2 separate regions of the Homo sapiens genome follow, and region 1 is linked to region 2. A link is an interaction called in ENCODE POLR2A ChIA-PET data of the cell type or tissue named here. Cell type or tissue: PC-9. All regions are shown on one strand.

Evidence for each region. ChIA-PET counts read pairs that join two places held together with the same protein. Peaks named below come from ENCODE experiments on the same cell type or tissue, not always from the same donor. Only the 100,000 strongest peaks of a DNase experiment are listed, where the experiment ranks them.
Region 1: POLR2A ChIA-PET joins it to region 2 with 8 read pairs; 2 of 35 experiments call an interaction of 5 or more read pairs at or near these places.

What each region holds. Positions count from the first base shown.
Region 1 is chr2:230,053,288-230,055,787 of GRCh38, reverse strand. The region is part of intron 2 of SLC16A14 (solute carrier family 16 member 14); the gene reads left to right. Among named protein-coding and RNA genes, the nearest start is that of SLC16A14, 14 kb to the left of the region's middle. In PC-9, no CTCF peak of the experiment used is centred here; a DNase peak (open chromatin) is centred at 1,487; H3K4me3 peaks cover 594 bases; H3K27ac peaks cover 2,500 bases.
Region 2 is chr2:230,937,715-230,940,214 of GRCh38, reverse strand. It overlaps a transcript of GPR55 not described here. Among named protein-coding and RNA genes, the nearest start is that of GPR55, 14 kb to the right of the region's middle. RefSeq lists enhancers at 1-215, 216-756. In PC-9, no CTCF peak of the experiment used is centred here; no DNase peak of the experiment used is centred here; H3K27me3 peaks cover 1,877 bases.

The sequences.
Region 1 (2,500 bases), 880 kb after region 2:
AAAAGACTCAGAAGAAGGCCAGGATATGAAATGTCCCAATATTTTCCAAACCATCCAATAAGTTGGTCTTAGATATTATGTTTCATAAGTCCTATGAAAATAAGCAACAGAAACTAGTTCTGAAATTATTGGATATGGTTTTAAAGATGATCCCCAAAATAAGAACCCCTAACTCATGGTGAAATGTGATGGTCATACTTAATTTAATTGACAGGTAACTGTGTGTTCAGAATTTTGTTTGAGAGTCCCTGAATTCCAGACTGTGGAATTTCAGATTTTAGACTAATCTTTCTACAGGGAAAGCTGCCTGCCAGATAAACATTTTTTGCTGAGTTTCAGAAATCATAACATAACACAGCAGGCCTCATAGTTATATAAATGAAAGGTCTTTTATTCTATCTATTTACCTAAAATTATTGTCCATTATCCCAAGCTTCCTGGTACAGGGTGGCTGCAGATTTGTTGAGCAGCCTCAGGGAAGCTTTCCAAGCCAGAAACGCGCAGTAACAGCTCTCCTTTATTTAGCACGCACTGCATGCCACATGCACGTTAATGTACATGATCTCATTTGATCCTACAACACTGGAGGCCAGACCATTGTCTGTATCTTACAGAGGAAGAATATGCAACACTCAGAGACATTAAGTAACTTACTGAAGGTTGAACAGCCAGTAAGTGTAGAACTGGCTTTAAACCTGGTCCATGGGACTCCAAAATTGTGTCTACTATGACACTGCCTGCCATTACATCAAATGAGAACTGAAAACATACTTGAAATGAATAATACAAATGGTTTTTACGTTCTAATCATTGTAAGCACATTTGGGCTACCTGTTAAATTTAGAAAGGTCCGTGGTTTTTTCTTTTTTTCTTCTTCTTTTTTTTTTTTTTCTGAGATGGAGTCTCGCTCTGTCGCCCAGGCTGGAGTGCAGTGGCACGATCTCGGCTCACTGCAACCTCTGCCTCCTGGGTTCCAGCGATTCTCCTGCCTCAGCCCCATGAGTAGCATGAATTCATCACCATCCTGCAGAAGGTCCCAACTTTTAATAAAACGTAATCACCTCATTTGTATTGTAAACCACAAAATATCTGAGACTGGTCTCAATCAATCCGGAAGTTAATTTAGCCAAGGGTAGGGAGGTGCCCAGAAGAAATAAACACAGAATCACAGAAACAGTCTGTTACCTGTGCCTTTCTCCAAAGATGATTTTGAGGACTTCAACATTTAAAGGGGAAAAGGGGGCTGGAGGAGAAAGGGAGGGTACAGTCATCCACGTGTTGCAAGAGAAAAGGTGCAGATAGGGGAATCATCAATTTTGTATTCATCTCACACTCAGTAAATCAGCACTTTTACATAAAATAAGGTGAACATAGAGTAGCTACCTGTGGAGCTATATAACCCTTTCTCTGTGACTAACTGCTTAGGAATAAAAGGAAAGGCAGTTGCTTGCATGACTCAGCTTTCAGCTTAATTTTTTTCTTTTGGCAGAGTGAATTGGGGTGCCAAGTCTGTATTTTCTTTTCACAGTATCTACAGCAGCCTTTGTGAGGCTAGCTCTGAATCATTCTTGGGGGATGCCCTATTGTTGGGGGAATCCACAGGCTACACAAGATAAATGACTTGCTAAATCACTTTATAGCAGTGATTGTCAATCTTGATTGCACATCAGATCCACCTGGGGAGCTTTAACTTCCCCCCCCACCTCAGGCTGCACCTGGGATGGGCTCCAAGTATCAGGATTTTTTTTTAAGCTCCTAAGCAACACCACTGTTCAGCTAAGGCAAACAGTTCATTGATTTAGAGGCTCCTAACTCTTTACTATGGTGAGGGGTTACCCTAAGAGACCTGGAGTTCAAAGCATCTGTAACCATCCCTGAGAACTGCCAAGGCTCACCTGTGATTGCTCCTCTACCAGCGCTTTTTTCCAACCTGTCAGCTGCCAGGATGGGTCAATAAAATATAACTTCCTGAGGGTGTTCCCCACAGCAGTGGGACACTTTTTTTTTTAGATGAAGTCGCACTCTGTCACCCAGGCTGGAGTGCGGTGGTGCGATCTCAGCTCACTGCAACCTCTGCTGCCCAGGTTCAAGCGATTCTCCTGCCTCAGCCTCCCAAGTAGCTGGCATTACAGGCATCTGCCACCACACCTGGCTAATTTTTGTAGCTGTAGTAGAAACGGGGTTTCACCGTCTTGTCCAGGCTTGTCTTGAACTCCTGACCTCGTGATCCACCCACCTCGGCCTCCCAAAGTGCTGAGATTACAGGTGTGAACCACCACACCTGGCCAGGACACTTTATTACAGTGGGAAATGGTCCAAGATTCAGATTTCTTCTGAAAATGAAAAAGTCAGATAATGTGAATAATCTCATCCTAAAACACTGAATTACTCTATAAAAGTGTGAGTCATGGTCAAAGGATTGTATCTCAATTGTATGATTCCCCCTTCTCCTTAGATTGTGAGGGGACTTCTTTTATTTTCTGGAAATGGTGGTTTGATT
Region 2 (2,500 bases):
CCCCTTCCTCGCTTTCTCCATCTGGCTGCTGGGCTCTGGTCCAGGTGCAGGCTGAAGGGCCTCCCGCCTGCCCCTGGGAGGCTGTAGCTGCCCCAAGCCATTTGCATCCACCCTTCAGGTCCCAGCATCGCAGGACTCCAGGGGGGCCACGTAGCTCAGGGATGGGAGGACTGGCTCTTTCTGGTGCCTGGCAGGACACTTTGGGCCTACTGGGGGTGGCAGTGGCAGGCCAAGGAGATGCCTGGGGTGGGAGGATTAGCTGTCCCCGCCCCCGCCAACACACCCCTGTCTCCCAGGGGTATGATGTCTCTTCAGCCTGTGACTGTCTCTCCCCGCTGCAGCCTGCTTGCCCCTGGGTGGGGAGGGATGGTGGCACTGGCTTCCTCCCGAAACAAGGACTTCCTCCACCCATCGTGCCTGGGGATGCCGGCTGGCCGTTCAACTTCCACACTATCTCCTCACCTGGTTCTACCCGGGCTCCTTGTTCCCTTTAGAGCAAGCACTGGCCTGCACGCCAGGCTCTCCCCCTTCTCCAGTGTTACATGGACACGGCCCTGTTATTGCCAGAGACCCACAGACACCTTTCCTTAGGGGTTGTGAATCCTCTGGCCTCCTGCTCAGGTGCTCTAGAAGACTCCCCCATGCATGTCTAGGGAGCCAGTGGTATGAGATTCCAGCTCTTGCAGCCCAGGGAGCTGGGCAGCCCAGGAGATGCCAACTTCTCAGGGCAACAAAATGGGCCACTTCCGAGAAGAACACCCCCAGACCACTGTCACCCCTTCTGGTTTGGAAACTTCCCTGGGAAGCATCTAAGGCTTGTCATTGCCTGGCTCCAAACTGCCCCACCCTTGAAGACCCTCCCTTCTTTCTATGGCCTGTGACATCTCCCAGCTCCCCCAGGCACCAGCATCTCAGACAGGGTTGACTGCGGGCAGAGCTGTGCCATGCCCACCCCAGTAAGGAGATCAATGGCACAGCTCCTCGGAGCCACCGGAAAGAGCCCTGCCCCCCCAGAACTCCACAGCCCTTCTGCCTGCTGGGGGCAAAGCTGAGCTCTTGGTTCTCTGTGCTCAGCCTAGGCCCCAGGGCTGCAGGGACAAAGGAGAAGTCTAGGGTAGGTTGCGGCGAGTGCTCATTGTTGGCTAGTCGGCCTCTTCAGTCTCCATCTCGAGAACTGGCCACACGGCAGGAGCCCTCTGTGCTAGATGCTTCCATGCCCCAGGCGGCGAGGTGGGAGCCATGCTGCAGCTGACTTTCTTCTTGAAGTGCTACTTGGGGGCGATATTTAATGAGCTCTTTAAAAGGCCAGGCCCTCCTGGAGTTGTTTACCGAGACCCAGAAGAGATGCAGCTAGACTCGAGGCTCTCATGAACAAATAATGAGGTTTAGAGGCTTTTTGTCTCCTGCCCTAAATGACATCCTTCATATCAGGCAAGGTCCCGAGATGCCACGGAGCCCACATGGCTGCCCCAGTGCCTCTGCCAGTGGCTGGACAAGAGGCCCTGGCTCCTTGAGCCTCCTCCAGCCTTGCCCTGCCCGCTGCTCCAGCCTCCAGGACAGCCTCGGATTTTCCGGAGCTGGTGAAGTTAAGCCAAATGAGCACCTGGGATCTTCATTTATTCTCTGATCCCAGCATCCTCAGCCCCAGTCAAACTGCCCCAGTCTTTCCTTCAAGTGAAGAGACATCAGGAAATACCAATATTTTTCTAAGCAATATAAAATATTTGTTAAAACCATCTCACAGAAAAACACGGTAAAAGACCAGGTTCTGTAGGAATGGCTCAATGATTTTCTTTCTTTGTTTTTTTTTTTTTTTTGGTCATCTGGTTACAGAAAGAGAACTTTGATTGTATTTCTTACATAGTTTAGAAGGAGTGAAAGGTATTACATCATCTTTTAAAGGAAATTGATTCCATATAAAGCCCACTCTGATGGCCTCACTTCCTCAAATGGCAGTTAAGGGGGCCCTTGCCTGGCCGGCTTCTTTTTATGTGATGTTTTACACAAACCCCCAATTATTAGTATGAGAATGAGTCTAAGCTTTTTTTTTTTTTTTTTTTTTTTTTTTGAGACAGGGTCTTGTTCTGTCTCCCAGGCTGGAGTACAGTGGTGCGATCACGGCTCACTGCAGCCTCAATCTCCTGTACTTAAGTGATCCGCCCAAGTAGCTGGGACCACAGGTGCACACCACCATGCCCAGCTAATTTTATTTATTTTTTTTGGTAGAGATGAGGATCTCAATATATTACCTAGGCTGGTCTCAAACTCCTGAGCTCAAGTAATCCTCCTGCCTCCGCCTCCCAAAATGTGAGGATTACAAGCATGAGCCACTGTGCCCCAAATTTTAGATTTAAATATCTTGTTCTACTGAGTAAATTTTCTCTATTCTGTTTGGTGGTTGTGGCAGCATCTGTGTTTTGTAGTTTGCAGAAATTAGCATAAACATTCTTCTAGATGAGGTCTCTACTACTTGTCTTTTTGAATGAGCCAGGGCAAGACT